Regions from separate parts of the Homo sapiens genome. Here region 2 is linked to region 1. A link is a loop called in an ENCODE intact Hi-C map of the cell type or tissue named here. Cell type or tissue: PC-3. All regions are shown on one strand. Links, peaks and the distances in the headings refer to the core of each region. The heading gives the core; the rest is flanking DNA.

Region 1 (8,335 bases), core at 267-8,266:
TCACTGTAACCTCCTCCTCCCAGGTTCAAGCGATTCTTATGCCTCAGCCTCCTGAGCAGCTGGGATTATAGGCGTGCGTCACCACATCCAGCTAATTTTTGTATTTTTTGTAGAGACAGGATTCACCATGTTGCCCGGGCTGGTCTCAAACTTCTTCTGACCTCAGGTGATCTGCGTGCCGCGGCCTCCCAAAGTGCTGGGATTACAGGCATGAGCCACCGCGCCCGGCCCACCATGTGGTCTTAATAGCAAGCATGGAGTACCAAACAAAAATTCATTAAATGCTCCTGGAATATCATATCCCACAATGCAAGACAACAACAAAACACCTGGTAAGATAACCAAGGCTAGGCTATTATAAACCTCCTGGTCACTCCCAATGCAAAGAATCATCAAGGACACAGCTGTCTGGTAATATTTCAAACCCATTCCATCTAGGTCAAAATAGACAACAAATTCTCCCTTGGGACAGACTTCTCTGTCCAGGCCACATAGCTGCAGACATGTTCACAGGTTCCATTTACTACACTGAACACTGTGACTTAGTCACTTGTGAATTCATGGCATCATAAATGTCTACTGACAGCACAATAGACATTTATCTCCCTATTTTAAAAAACTGTAGTAAAATATACATAAAACTTACCATTTTAACCATATTTAAGTGTAAAATTCAGTGGCCTTTAGTATATTCATGTTGTTGTTTTTAAGGTTCATCCGTGTTCCAACATGTATCAGAACTTCACTTATTTTTATGGCCGAATAATGTTCCAATGCATGTATATATGACATTTATTTATCCATTCATCCATTAATGGACACTGGAGTTCTTGAGATGTTTCCACCTTCTAGCTAGTGCAAATACTGCTGCTATAAAGACTGGTGTGGAAGTATCTGTTTGAATGTCTGTTTTCAATTCTTTTGGGTATATACCCAGGAGCAGAATTGCTGGGTCATATAGTAATTCCAAGTTTAACTTTTTGAGGAATCACCGAACTGTTTTTTTCCATAGTGCCTGAACCATTTTACATTATCACCAGCAATCCAACATGGTTGCCAGTATACAGCAGTATATGAGGTAACAGAGTATATGGAGCATTTTCCATATACTCTCCAACACTTGTGATGTTCCATTTTAATGATATTAGCCATCCTAATGAGTATGAAGTGATACTTCAGTGTGGTTTGAATTTGCATGTCCCTAATGACTAATGATGTGGAGCATCTTTTCATGTGCTTATTGGCCATTTGTATACCTTATATGGAGATTCCTATTAAAATCTTTTACCCAGTTTTGAATTGGGTTAATTCCTTTTTATACACATTATATGTTTAGAAAACAAATGGGTCAGGTTTCTTAGCAAAAAAAAGTATTGGAAAACAACACTAATTCTTTTTTTTTTTTTTTTAATTTTTGAGATGGAGTCTTGCTGTCACCCAGGCTGGAGTGCAGTGGTGTGATCACGGCTCACTGCAACCTCCACCTCCTGGGTTCAAGTGATAGTCCTGCCTCAACGTCCCAAGTAGCTGGGAATGCAGACATGCACCACCACGCTCAGTTAATTTTTGTATTTTTAGTAGAGATGGCATTTCACCATGTTGGCCAGGCTGTTCTTGAACTTCTGACCTCAGGTGATCTGTCTGCCTCGGCTCCCAAAGTGCTGGGATTACAGCCACCGTGCCTGGCCAACAAGACTAATTCTTATTAATGCAAATTAAACAGCTCATAACCACCCCATTCTATTACAGACATATGTATACAAACACACAAACCAATATTTAGGTATAAACTACTTTGAAAAACAGAGATCAGATTGGGTCTATGTTGCAGAAATTTAAGAAAAGGAATAATCAAATGGCAGGACATGGAGAAACCTCATCACAAAATACACCTGAGGCATAATCCAGACAGCAATTTTTCCTTGTCCAGTGAAACATAAATTAACTTTGAACAGCCAAAAATCTACTTTAAGTCAGGCAGAGTGCCTCATGCTTATAATCTCAGCACTTTGGCAGGCCTAGGCGGAAGCATTGCTTGAAGCCAGGAGTTTAAGATCAGCCTGGTCAACATATTGAGACCCTGCCTCTACAAAAAATTTAAAAATTAGCTGCACAAGGTGGTGTGCACCTGTGGTCCTGGCTGCTTGGGAGGCTGAGGCAGGAGGATTGTTTAAGCCCAAGAGTTTGAGGTTACAGTGAGCTATGATCAGGCCACTGCAATCTAGCCTGGGCAACAGAGTGAGACGTTGTCTCTACAAACACACACACCTACTTTAAATTAAAATATGAAACCACCATATGGTAGAACCCTGACCCCTGACTTTAAAAGCAGCAGAAAGTTTCTAGATTCTCTATGCTGCCTCCCTATAACTACTGCGAGGCCAGACAGATTCTCTAACTTTCTCTAGAATGGGGAGTATGGTAAAGCATTACAGTTTTGGAGGTTTTCTCATATAAGAGAGAATAAACGAATTTGTGATGGTAATAATGAATCATCATACACAGAATGCTTACTATGTGGGAGGCGATATGCTAAGCACTTTACATGTATTACTCTATTCATCTGCTAGAGTAGGTAAATTATTATTGCTACTTTATAGATGATGCCCAAATACAACAAAAGAACCAGACTCCAACTCAGTTCTAACAATACAGTCTACATTCTTAAGCAGTGTGCCACCATATGGAGATGTCAATTCAGCAAAGTATAGGTTACCTAATCACCTGGATGGTGATACTTACCTCCGGAAAACAGGTACAGCTAAGGTTTGAATAACTGAGGTGGCTACAGATCAAAATGCATCAACGTTTGGAAATACTATCATTTGGCACAAACCATGTTTTGGTCAATGATGGACTGCATATACAACAGTGGTCCCATAAGAATATAATATTGTGTTTTTACTAAACCTTTTCTATGGTTAAATATACAAATACCAGTGTGTTACAAGTGCCTATAATACGCAGTGCAGTAATGTGCTGCACAGGTCTGTAGCCTAGAAGCCATAGGCTATCCCATCGAGCCTAGGTGTTAGTAGGCAATGCCATCTTGGTTTCTTGGTTTGTGAAAGTATAAATACACTCTATGATGTTCGGAGAATGAAATCGCCTAATGACACATTTCTCAGAAAGTATTCCCATTGTTAAATGACACATGATTATACCTAACTGGTTGAATTTGTCATAGGAGCCTGGGTGAGCAGAATATTTCTCTTCACACAAATTCCCAAAAGTTTCACAGTCTCTGCATTCTTTTCTGTTTCTGATAAGAAAAACTGGTTGCCCTCCTCTAGTAGCTGGGCTTATTTATTCATGAATTAACCTTCCATCATCCACAGAAAAGGTAAAATGTTATTCTTTCCTCATGCTTGAACATGCTTCAAGTTAGGATTCTGAGTTTTTTAATACTTCATGTAGATCAAGTGTTAGTCTGACCGTTTAGCTCAGGAAATGGCATTCAGCGAGCAACAGCATGTACAGCACAGGACAAAATTATCATCTTCAGCATCAGGTTTAATATGGTTCACTCCTCATCCCACGGAGAATTGATGTTTAGAGAATTTTACATGTCTGTTTGGAGCTACTGGTCACTGCAGTGGGCACACTATAAGATAGGCACTATTCTTGAACATAGGAAACAAACAATAACAAAATACACTACAGAAACAATCCCAAGAAAAGTTTAAACAAGTGAATTATGCAACTGAAATGGAATGTAATACTATTAAGGCTTGACAGCAGTACTTGCTCCTCAGCACTAGATGGCAGTGTTACTAAACAAATGTAGTATCTGCCTGTGGCGGCTGATGATAAATTTAAACTAACTTTAGTCAATCACATGACTTCTGACAATATCCAGATCTCAGTATTTCATAAAATTTTGTCACTATAACCTAAATAATGGAGTCTTCCTCCCACCCCGAGATGGAGTCTTGCTCTGTCGCCCAGGCTGGAGTGTGGTGGCACGATCTTGGCTCACTGCAACCTCCCCCTCCTGGGTTCAAGCAATTCTCCTGCCTCTGCCTCCTGAGTAGCTGGGATTACAGGCGTATGCCATCACGCCCGGCTACTTTTTGTATTTTTAGTAGAGACAGGGTTTCACCATGTTGGCCAGGCTGGTCTCAAACTCCTGACCTCATGATCTGCCTGTCTCGGCCTCCCAAAGTGCAAAGTGCTGGGATTACAGGTGTGAGCCTCCATGCCCGACCAAACGTGAAGTTTTAAAAGTATATGAAAAATGACGGAATAACACATCAGCACTGTCTGTACCACTTGAGTTCTGTATGTCTACAGACGCAGTGCTATTGTTGAAAGGCTTAGCATCTATGGCTTGTCACACTCATTTTTCATCTTTCAATGGACAGTGCTTTATGACTTTTTTTTTTTTTTTGAGATGGAGTTTCACTCTTGTTGGCCAGGCTGGAGTGCAATGGCACAATCTCAGCTTACTGCAACCTCCGCCTCCCGGGTTCAAGCGATTCTCCTGCCTCAGCCTCTCAAGTAGCTGGGATTACAGGCATGTGCCACCACCCCTGGCTAATTTCTTTTCTATTTAGTAGAGATGGGGTTTCACCATGTTGGTCAGGCTGGTCTTGAACTCCTGACCTCAGGTGATCCACTTGCCTTGGCCTCCCAAAGTGCTAGGATTACAGGCGTGAGCCACTGTGCCTGGCTGATTCTTTTTTTTGTTGTTGGATTTTTGAAACAGGGTCTCCCTTGGTCGCCCAGGCTGGAGTGCAGTGGTGCGATCTTGGCTCACTATAACCTCCACCTCCTGGTTTCAAGTGATCCTCCCACTTTAGCCTCCTGAGTAGCTGTGATTACAGGCGTGCACCACCACACCCGGCTAATTTTTGTATTTTTATTAGAGACAGGGTTTCACCATGTTGGCCAGGCTGTTCTCAAACTCCTGGACTCAAGGGATCCGCCTGCCTCCACTTCCCAAAGTCCCGAGATTACAGGTGTGAGTCACCATGCCTGACCTTATAATTCTTAAGTCATTTTTTTCTGGTCCATTTCTTCCTTAGGGTCTCACAACAAATCTGCATTAGGCGGTACAATAATCCTTAACTTCATGATTCACAAAAGGAAGATGAAGTGATTCATGATTTAGAAAGGGGAAGTAGTAAGCCCACTGCACACTCCTGGATGATGATCCTAAATCCAGATACAGTAAAAATGGGGTATGGGAAGGTAGAATACAAAATTTGGTTTAAATTAATTATCTAAATATCTAAAAACATTTTTGGATACATTGTTGATGTGAATGTAAGACTGTACAGACTTCCTAGAAAACAGTTTGGTGGTTTCTTTCTTTTTTTTTTGAGACAGGGTTTTGCTCTTGTTGCCCAGGCTGGAGTGCAATGGCATGACCTCAGCTCACTGCAACCTTTGCCTCCCAGGTTCAAGCGATTCTCGTGCCTCAGCCTCCCGAATAGCTGGGATTCAGGTACCACCACCACCATGCCCGTCCAATTTTTGTATTTTTAGTAGAGACGGGGTTTCACCATGTTGGTCAGGCTAGTCTCGAACTCCTGACCTCAAGTGATCCACCCGCCTTGGCCTCCCAAGGCAGTTTCTTATTAAACTAAAACATGCAATACCAAATGACCTGACATTTGCACTCCTGGGCATTTATCTCAGAGAAATGAAGATTTATGTTCACATAAAAACCTGTACATAAATGTTCATAGGAGCTTTATTTGTAATAACCCAAAACTGAAAACAATCTAGATGTTCTTCAGTAAGTGAGTTGCCAAAAACAGTTAAACAAATTTTAGTACTTGCGTATCATGTAATACTCTCAGTAATAAAAGGAAACAAACTTGATACATGTAACAACTTCAGTGAAATGTTCAGGAATTATGCTGAGTGAAGAAAGACAATCTCAAGAGGTTATATATATGATTCCATTTATATAATATTCTTGAAATGACATTATAGAACTGGAAAATGGATTAATAGTTGCCAGGGCTAAACGATGGCGGGATCGGGGAGGCAGAGGTAGACGCAGAGGCAGAATAGGGTATGACAGGGAAGTCAGTGTGTTTATGAAAGGGCAAAACATCTTGGGGGTGATGAAAATATTTAGCATCTTGACTGTGGTAGTGGATATACAAAAAGCTATACATGAGATAAAATTACACAGAACTGAATATACACACAACAAAGGAAATCTGAACAACATGTGTGGATTGTGTTAATATCCTGGTTGTCATATCGTACTATATTTTGCAAAATGTTATCAATGGGCAAATGGGTAATGGGTACATAGGATCTTTCTGCATTATTTCTTACAACTGCATATAAATCTGTAATTATCTCAAAACAAAAAGTCTACTTAAAAACCTACGGATTTTATTTGATATCTGTTCTTTTATCAGACTATCAGTTATAAAGAGAACTAATTCAACAAATATTTACAGTGCTACATGCTAAGGATACAGCAATGAACAAGGCTCATAAAACTGCCCTTCTTTCCCGTAAGAGACAGCTTAAAAACAAAAAAACAAAACTGTTTTACATGGTGCTTATATTTTGGTGGGCAGGAGACAGACAAAAAACAAAAACAGAAACCATCTTAGCTGGTTAGAAACCTTAGTGAGAAAATAAAGTACAGTAAGAGGATGGAGGTGAGGAAGGGTTGTTTTATTTTATTTATTTACTTATTTATTTTGAGCCAGAGCCTTGCTCTGTCGCCTAGGCTGGAGTGCAGTGGCGCAATCACGGCTCACTGCAACCTCCACCTCCCGGGTTCAAGCAATTTCTCCTACCTCAGCTTCCCGAATAGCTGGGATTACTGGTGTCTATTACCACACCCGGCTAATTTTGTATTTTTAGTAGAAACGGGGTTTCGCCATGTTGGCCAGGCTGGTCTCGAACTCCTGACCTCAGGTGATCTGCCTGCCTTGGCCTCCTGAAGTGCTGGGATTACAGGCATGAGCCACTGCACCTGGGAGTTTTATTTTATTTTTAAATTAAATTAAATTAAATTAAATTTTTGAGACAGGGCCTTGCTCTGCTACCCAGGCTGGAGTGCAGTGGTGTGATCATGGCTCACTGCAATCTCAAACCTCCTGAGCTCAAGCGAGGCTCCTACCTCAGCCTCCCAATTAGCTGGGACCACAGGTGCATGACATCACGTCTGGCTAATTTTAAAATTTGTTTCTAGAGAAGGGGTCTCACTATGCTGCCCAGGCTGGTCTCTAACTCCTGGGCTCAAGTGATCCTCCTGCCTTGGCCTCCCAAAGAGCTGAGATTACAGACGAGAGCCACTGTGCCTGTCCAAGGGGTGTTACTGTTATTATTTTTTTCTTCCTTGAGACAGAGTCTTACTCTGTTGCTCAGACTGGAGTGCACTGGTGCAATCTCGGCTCACTGCAACCTCTGCCTCCAGGGTTCAAGCCATTCTGGTGCTGCAGCCTCCTGAGTAGCTGGCATTACAGGCACGTGCCACCACACCCAGCTAATTTTTGTATTTTTAGTAGAGACAGGGTTTCGTCAATTGGCCAGGCTGGTTTCAAACTCCTGGGCTCAAGCGATCTGCCTGCCTCAACCTTCCAAAGTGCTGGCGTTATAGGTGTGAGCCACTGTGCCTAGCCAAGGGTTATTTTAAATAGGGTAGTCAGAGAAGGCCTGACTTATGGAGGACATATGAGGCTTGAGGGAGTAAAGGGAGCAAGCCCTATCTGGGAGGAAAGTATTACAGGCCAAGGGAACAAGTGCAAAGGCCTGTCTCGAGGCAGGAACATATCTGGCACATTTGGGGAAAGACAAGAGAGCCAATGGGACTGGAGCCAGGTGAGCAATGCAGAGTGACAGATGAGGCCTGGGGTAGAGGGGCCAGATAAGGTAGGGCCTCGTGGGCCACTGTCATGATCCTGGCTATGATTTGAGTGAGCTCGGACACTGCTGGAGGGTTTTAAGCAGAGGAGTGCCATGATCTGACTTATGTTTTGCAAGGATTACTCTGGCTGTTGGGTTAAGAATAGGTAAGAAGCAACCAGGGAGCAAAAGATGGGAAACCAGGTAGCAGGCTACTGCAAAATCCAGATTAAACAGTTACTCGGATCATGACCTAGGAGGATGTCATTATGTTGCTGCACATTTGAACCTTGACACAACTGACAAATCAAACTTGCACTCATTAGAATCCTTACTGAATGTTACTCTTTGTTACTTAGGACAAAGCTAGAGCTTTAGCTGTACAAACCTTATCCTGTGACCCGGAGGGCATTTCTTCTAGAGTCTCGGTGCTTCCCAGATTGGAGAGCTGAGTGCTTGGCTGTAACCCAGGGCTGGAGATATTTGAGTCACCCATCTGATTCTTTAAAAA
Region 2 (8,335 bases), core at 53-8,052, 72 kb after region 1:
GTCTATTTGATTCTTCTCTCTTTTTTTCTTTATTAGTCTTGCTAGCGGTCTATCAATTTTGTTGATCCTTTCAAAAAACCAGCTCCTGGATTCATTGATTTTTTGAAGGGTTTTTTGTGTTTCTATTTCCTTCAGTTCTGCTCTGATTTTAGTTATTTCTTGCCTTCTGCTAGCTTTTGAATGTGTTTCCTCTTGCTTTTCTAGTTCTTTTAATTGTGATGTTAGGGTGTCAATTTTGGATCTTTCCTGCTTTCTCTTGTAGGCATTTAGTGCTATAAATTTCCCTCTACACACTGCTTTGAATGCGTCCCAGAGATTCTGGTATGTGGTGTCCTTGTTCTCGTTGGTTTCAAAGAACATCTTTATTTCTGCCTTCATTTCGTTCTGTACCCAGTAGTCATTCAGGAGCAGGTTGTTCAGTTTCCATGTAGTTGAGCGGCTTTGAGTGAGATTCTTAATCCTGAGTTCTAATTTGATTGCACTGTGGTCTGAGAGATAGTTTGTTATAATTTCTGTTCTTTTACATTTGCTGAGGAGAGCTTTACTTCCAACTATGTGGTCAATTTTGGAATAGGTGTGGTGTGGTGTTGAAAAAAATGTATATTCTGTTGATTTGGGGTGGAGAGTTCTGTAGATGTCTATTAGGTCCGCTTGGTGCAGAGCTGAGTTCAATTCCTGGGTATCCTTGTTGACTTTCTGTCTCGTTGATCTGTCTAATGTTGACAGTGGGGTGTTAAAGTCTCCCATTATTAATGTGTGGGAGTCTAAGTCTCTTTGTAGGTCACTCAGGACTTGCTTTATGAATCTGGGTGCTCCTGTATTCGGTGCATTAATATTTAGGATAGTTAGCTCCTCTTGTTGAATTGATCCCTTTACCATTATGTAATGGCCTTCTTTGTCTCTTTTGATCTTTGTTGGTTTAAAGTCTGTTTTATCAGAGACTAGGATTGCAACCCCTGCCTTTTTTTGTTTTCCATTGGCTTGGTAGATCTTCCTCCATCCTTTTATTTTGAGCCTATGTGTGTCTCTGCACGTGAGATGGGTTTCCTGAATACAGCACACTGATGGGTCTTGACTCTTTATCCAACTTGCCAGTCTGTGTCTTTTAATTGCAGAATTTAGTCCATTTATATTTAAAGTTAATATTGTTATGTGTGAATTTGATCCTGTCATTATGATGTTAGCTGGTGATTCTGCTCGTTAGTTGATGCAGTTTCTTCCTAGTCTCGATGGTCTTTACATTTTGGCATGATTTTGCAGCGGCTGGTACCGGTTGTTCCTTTCCATGTTTAGCGCTTCCTTCAGGAGCTCTTTTAGGGCAGGCCTGGTGGTGACAAAATCTCTCAGCATTTGCTTGTCTATAAAGTATTTTATTTCTCCTTCACTTATGAAGCTTAGTTTGGCTGGATATGAAATTCTGGGTTGAAAATTCCTTTCTTTAAGAATGTTGAATATTGGCCCCCACTCTCTTCTGGCTTGTAGGGTTTCTGCCGAGAGATCCGCTGTTAGTCTGATGGGCTTTCCTTTGAGGGTAACCCGACCTTTCTCTCTGGCTGCCCTTAACATTTTTTCCTTCATTTCAACTTTGGTGAATCTGACAATTATGTGTCTTGGAGTTGCTCTTCTCGAGGAGTATCTTTGTGGCGTTCTCTGTATTTCCTGAATCTGAACGTTGGCCTGCCTTGCTAGATTGGGGAAGTTCTCCTGGATAATATCCTGCAGAGTGTTTTCCAACTTGGTTCCATTCTCCACATCACTTTCAGGTACACCGATCAGACGTAGATTTGGTCTTTTCACATAGTCCCATATTTCTTGGAGGCTTTGCTCATTTCTTTTTATTCTTTTTTCTCTAAACTTCCCTTCTCGCTTCATTTCATTCATTTCATCTTCCATCGCTGATACCCTTTCTTCCAGTTGATTGCATCGGCTCCTGAGGCTTCTGCATTCTTCACGTAGTTCTCGAGCCTTGGTTTTCAGCTCTATCAGCTCCTTTAAGCACTTCTCTGTATTGGTTATTCTAGTTATACATTCTTCTAAATTTTTTTCAAAGTTTTCAACTTCTTTGCCTTTGGTTTGAATGTCCTCCCGTAGCTCAGAGTAATTTGATCGTCTGAAGCCTCCTTCTCTCAGCTCGTCAAAATCATTCTCCATCCAGCTTTGTTCCATTGCTGGTGAGGAACTGCGTTCCTTTGGAGGAGGAGAGGCGCTCTGCTTTTTAGAGTTTCCAGTTTTTCTGTTCTGTTTTTTCCCCATCTTTGTGGTTTTATCTACTTTTGGTCTTTGATGATGGTGATGTACAGATGGGTTTTCGGTGTAGATGTCCTTTCTGGTTGTTAGTTTTCCTTCTAACAGACAGGACCCTCAGCTGCAGGTCTGTTGGAATACCCTGCCGTGTGAGGTGTCAGTGTGCCCCTGCTGGGGGGTGCCTCCCAGTTAGGCTGCTCGGGGGTCAGGGGTCAGGGACCCACTTGAGGAGGCAGTCTGCCCGTTCTCAGATCTCCAGCTGCGTGCTGGGAGAACCACTGCTCTCTGCAAAGCTGTCAGACAGGGACACTTAAGTCTGCAGAGGTTACTGCTGTCTTTTTGTTTGTCTGTGCCCTGCCCCTAGAGGTGGAGCCTACAGAGGCAGGCAGGCCTCCTTGAGCTGTGGTGGGCTCCACCCAGTTCGAGCTTCCCGGCTGCTTTGTTTACCTAAGCAAGCCTGGGCAATGGCGGGCGCCCCTCCCCCAGCCTGGTTGCCGCCTTGCAGTTTAATCTCAGACTGCTGTGCTAGCAATCAGCGAGATTCCGTGGGCGTAGGACCCTCTCAGCCAGGTGTGGGATATAGTCTCGTGGTGCGCCGTTTTTTAAGCCGGTCTGAAAAGTGCAATATTCGGGTGGCAGTGACCCGATTTTCCAGGTGCGTTCGTCACCCCTTTCTTTGACTCGGAAAGGGAACTCCCTGACCCCTTGCGCTTCCCAGGTGAGGCAATGCCTCGCCCTGCTTCGGCTCGCGCACGGTGCGCGCACACACTGGCCTGCGCCCACTGTCTGGCACTCCCTAGTGAGATGAACCCGGTACCTCAGATGGAAATGCAGAAATCACCCGTCTTCTGCGTAGCTCACGCTGGGAGCTGTAGACCGGAGCTGTTCCTATTCGGCCATCTTGGCTCCTCCCCCTGGATCTGTGTTCTCATCTGAAAAAATAGGGTTGATATTACCTTCTTCCCAGGCTTACAGAAATTGAGAAATTGGCCACGTTGTGAAAAACGTGGGCCTTCCACTTAGTAAAAAGCTCAGTCAAGAACAAGATTCTCTTTCCTCTTCACAGCCCATAAATGATAGATTCGTTTTATAAGTACGGGACAGCCAGCACGACTCCTGGCAGCATGCATTAAGAATGTGGTAACTCCGCTGAAATGCTTGGCTCTGGAATTTGGGTCTGCCTTCCTGGAAACTCAAGCCTGACCTTTCACTGGTGGCCGCCCAGAGACCCCTCATCCTTGTCTGGGAAATGGATAGTGGCACCACAGTTCACATTTCCCAGTACATTGCCATCCACAACCCTCTGGATCCCTTAAACACATGCTAGCTGTCAAGAGAAGTAAAGGACAACAGAGTTTAGGACTGAAAAGTGCTGAGTCCAGGCATCTATGTTAACAAGTGAGGACATTTGTTAGCCAAGGACAAGTGCATATTGCTAGGCAATCAGAAGTTTTCCACTGAGCTGGTCCAGCACAGAGCTATAGCAATTTTTCTTATGTATATTTTCCTGAATGACTTTCAAAAGGCCTACAGCAGTGCAATCAGATGAAGGAGACTCACTAGTTAAGCCCACTGTCTCCCTATAATTAAGGCCACTATGAGGGGGAGAACCCAAATCTGATTTTGGAGCTTGTGCTAAGCCTAGAAAGCAAAGAAAAAGCCCTCTAGCGAGCAAAATAACACCTCTTTAAAAGCTAAATGTAATTTCAGAGTGCATCAGGTACACACCTATAAGTCCTGTGTCCCTATGCTCCAGGGTTTCTGTTGAAAGAATAACAAAAACAAGTGACAAGTAATTCTAGTCAGAGAAACAGAACGAAGGCAAAAAAAGAAAAGAAAAAAACAAACAGCAACAACAACAACAACAACAAAAACCAAACAAACCCCCAAAACAAAACCTCCCAAACAAAGAAACCCTCCCCTTGGCTGGGCGTGGTGGCTCACACCTATAATCCCAGCACTTTGAGAGGCCCAGGTGGATGGATCACGAGGTCGAGATCGAGACCATCCCGGCCAACATGATGAAACTCTGCCTGTACTAAAAATACAAAAATTAGCCGGGCGTGTAGGCGCGCGCCTGTAATCCCAGCTACTCGGGAGGCTGAGGCAGGAGAATCGCTTGAACTCGGGAGGCAGAGTTTGCAGTGAACTGAGATCGCACCACTGCACTCCAGCCTGGCGACAGAGCACGACTCCGTCTCAAAAAACAAAAAACAAAGGAGAAAACCCCCTCCCTTAAACTTCCTAACATCTCCTCCTAACACTGGAAGGCGGGAACTTCTGTGAATTTGCTTCAGCTGCATAACCAGGCTCTTAATGCGCAGCAGGGTCGCCATCTTGCCGGTCTGCAAGGGCTTCGGTTCTCTGCTTCTTGCTCTAACATTCAGTGACTCAGCAGAGAGGGGGGCTTATGCTGAAGAAGGTGTTTAGTCTCTGAGTGATGAGGTTAGCGATGGTGTGGGGTACAGGGAAGAGAAGGTCTTAGAGGTGAGAACATGTTACGGTTACTATCTTCTGTCCCTCTTTTCTTCGCCTTGTCATTAAATAGTGCAGAAAAAGAGTCAGCTTTTGGAAGTGTTTGAAAATAGCCTTTTAATGTTTTAGGCAGCTGACTAAACTCTTGTTCAGAGCGGACTTTGGACCAGAAAATGGAATCATCACCTGGGGAAAAGGGAAATTAAAGGCTGTTTTAATTATGTGAAGAAAAACATTGATACAGTACTTTGCTGTTACTTAACGGTAATGCTATTTGCAGACTCCCTTACAATGAGGAAATCAGCCTTCTTAGGAAGGAAGAGGCTTTTTTTTTTGAGACGGAGTCTCACTCCTGAAGCCCAGGCTGGAATGCAGTGGTGCCATCTCGGCTCACTGCAACCTCCACCTCCTGAGTTCAAGTGATCCTCCCACCTCAGCCTCCCAAGTAGCTGGGATTACAGATGCCCACCACCACGCCTGGCTAATTTTTGTATTTTTAGTCGAGATGGGATTTTGCCATGTTGGCCAGGTGGGTCTTGAACTCCTGGCCTCAAGTGATCTGCCTGTGTTGACCTCCCAAAGTGCTGGGATTATAGGCGTGAGCCACTGTATCTGGCCAGAAGATGATTCTTAAGGCACCTCAGAAAAGGATACCCTAATTAGAATGGAAGATTTGAAAGATGGTAGAATAAAGGATTTTCTATATGGAGTGTTTTTTGCCCACCCCAAAGCCACAGAGTAAATTTTGTCTGCTCCTAAGGTTAATTATATTTCTGAAAGAAGTGATTAGTTGATGAGATGAATCCTGTATCCCCTCCACCACTCTTCACCGTATCCAAGTCTGGACTTCCCTTTGGTTTGGTTTTGTTTTCAGTGTAAGATGAGTGTCAAGTATCATTGTATAATATAAGTCAAATCTTAATTTAAATGTCTTTTTGTTGATCAGCCTTGTCAATGGAAAAGTTAATTCTCTAAAAAAACTGAAAGAAAATATTTCAGGGTTTTCAGATTTTCTGTGCTAATTGAACTTATACTGATATACCCACAAATAGCCAACTTAGCTGAGATTTGGCATATATGTTAAAAGTAAGAATGAATTAAAAGCATGTTGTGACACTGCTGGTAATGTAGATATACTTGGTATAGCAAAATCGGGGGACTAAATCATTATTGCAATGCTTTTTTTTTTTTGAGATGGAGTCTTGCTCTGTCTCCCAGGCTGGAGTGCAGTGGCGCAATCTACGCTCACTGCAAGCTCTGCCTCCCGGGTTCACGCCATTCTCCTGCCTCAGCCTCCCCAGTAGTTGGGACTACAGGCGCCCACCACCACGCCCGGCTAATTTTTTTTGTATTTTTAGTAGAGACGGGGTTTCACCATGTCGGCCAAGATGGTCTCGATCTCCTGACCTTGTGATCCGCCCGCCTCAGCCTCCCAAAGTGCTGGGATTACAGGCTTGAGCCACCGCGCCCGGCCCTATTGCAATGCTTTTTTACCTGGGGCCTGTGGATGGTCCTTAGAAGTTCTAATGAATGCCTTGGTATTGAAGGCAAGATTTTAGGTGTCTGTGCTTTTGTCACCGGAGAGGATTGGTAGCTTTCATCAGATTTTCAACAAAAGGGTCCGTGTCTCACAAAAAAGTTAAGAACCACAGACATTTGAACATACTCTGTACATTGGACTTAAAAAAAATTGATCAAAAGTAACTTACCCTAGCATCCATATCTTCTCTTTCCACTCTGAAAGGCTTAGAATATTAGATATTATAAGATGTACAACTTAACTTTCTATTTAGAATTTTAAATCCCAATGCAATGGCTATAAAAATTATTTCATGAATAAAGAAAGTCTGTAAAAATGAGACACAGTGGGGCCTGGCGTGGTGGCTCATGCCTGTAATCCTAACACTTTGGGAGGCCAGTGCAGGCTGACCACTTGAGGTCAGGAGTTTGAGACCAGCCTGGCCAACATGGTGAAATCCCATCTCTACTAAAAATACAAAAATTAACTGGGAGTGGTGGCATGTGCCCGTAGTCCCAGCTACTCGGGAGGCTGAGGCAGGAGAATTGCTTGAACCCAGGAGGCAGAGGTTGCATTGAGCTGGGATCATGCCACTGCACTCCAGCCCGGGCGACAGAGTGAGACTCCATCTAAAAAAAAAAAAAAAGAGACATATTGCTTTTGACTATGGGATGGTCTTAATAATGTGGATGAAAATTTTCCTGAGATCTGGTGGACTATGTGGAGGAAGAGGGTGTGTTGGATGGCCCCAGTAGTGCTGTGGGTGAAAAATGTCACCTGGACGCCACTGGGAGGCGCTGTGGTACAGGGAGTGACAGGAACCCAGTGTCTACTATTGCCTCAGCTTCCAACTCCCGGGAGACCTTGGACAGGTCACTTAATGTCACTCTGGGTCAATTTTGTTATCTGCAAAATAAAGTATTCTTTTCTCAATGTGTTTCGATGAGACTAAGATATGACAAATGGCAAAGCGCTTTTCTTTTTTTCTTTGAGACGGAGTTTCGCTCTGTCGCCCAGGCTGGAGTACAGTGGCGCGATCTTGGCTCATCACAACCTCTGCCTCCCAGGTTCAAGCGATTCTCTTGCCTCAGCCTCCCGAGTAGCTGGGATTACAGGCGCACACCACCACACCTGGCTAATTTTTGTATTTTTAATAGAGATGGGGTTTCACCATGTTGGTCAGGCTGGTTTCAAACTCCTGACCTCAGGTAATCTGCCCGCCTCGGCCTCCCAAAGTGCTGGGATTACAGGCATGAGCCACCTGCATGGCCTGGCAAAGCACTTTTTAAAACGTGCACCATGACCGTTAAAATAAATATGTAGATAAAAATTGCCAAGATATATTAAGACTGAGGTGCAGAGTAGTAATTTATAGCATGATGGGTTTTGTGTATGAATTTTTACTCAAACATATAGGTGATATATGCAATTTTTTTCTAGAAAAATAAAGAGCTGTGGTTATCTTTACGGAATAGACTAGGACAGGGGAGGGAGGCTTTACTCTTCATTTTATTATTTCTATTAAAAATATTAACAGGGGGCCACTGCTGTGGTTCCTGCCTGTAGTCCCAGACTTGGGAGGCTGAGGTGGGAGGAGCTCAGGAGTTTGAGGCTGCAGTCAGCTGTGATGGTGACACTGCACTCCAGCCTGGGCAACACAGTAAGATCCTGTCTTAAAATATATATATATAAGCCGGGTGCAGTGGCTCATACCTGTAATCTCAGCACTTTGGGAGGCTGAGGCGGGCAGATCTCCTGAGTCCAGGAGTTAGAGACCAGCCTGGCCAACATGGTGAAACCCTGTCTCTACAAAAAATACAAAAATTAGCCAGTTGTGGTGGTGTGAGCCTGTAATTCCAGCTACTCAGGAGGCTGAGACACGAGAATCGCTTAGCCCGGGAGGTGGAGGTTGCAGTGAGCCAAGACTGTGTCACTGCACTCCAGCCTGGGCGACAGAGTGAGACCCTACCACAAACACACACAAAAAATTAAAAAAAAATCATATATATGAAGTATATAAAAATATATACTATATAAAAATATAACTATAAAAATGTATGTATAATATATATTTTATGTAATATATAATATATATTG

The links. Hi-C counts contacts between places; a loop is a spot of excess contacts. Peaks named below come from ENCODE experiments on the same cell type or tissue, not always from the same donor. Only the 100,000 strongest peaks of a DNase experiment are listed, where the experiment ranks them.
Region 2: it touches region 1 in a loop (8-fold over the local background); 6 of 110 quality-filtered maps call a loop at or near these places.

What each region holds. Positions count from the first base shown.
Region 1 is chr3:53,295,965-53,304,299 of GRCh38, forward strand. DCP1A (decapping mRNA 1A) reads right to left here. Exons shown (of 10, transcript NM_018403.7): 6 at 8,213-8,326. Among named protein-coding and RNA genes, the nearest start is that of SNORD38C, 33 kb to the right of the region's middle. RefSeq lists an enhancer at 5,701-5,870. In PC-3, for the core only: a CTCF peak has its summit at 3,744 (motif pointing right); a DNase peak (open chromatin) is centred at 3,777.
Region 2 is chr3:53,368,167-53,376,501 of GRCh38, forward strand. LOC105377094 (a long non-coding RNA gene) reads right to left here and starts at 3,107. Exons shown (of 3, transcript XR_940847.3): 1 at 3,062-3,107. RefSeq lists an enhancer at 2,298-2,923 and a silencer at 7,068-7,117. In PC-3, for the core only: a CTCF peak has its summit at 7,028 (motif pointing right); a DNase peak (open chromatin) is centred at 7,035; H3K4me3 peaks cover 309 bases; H3K27me3 peaks cover 637 bases.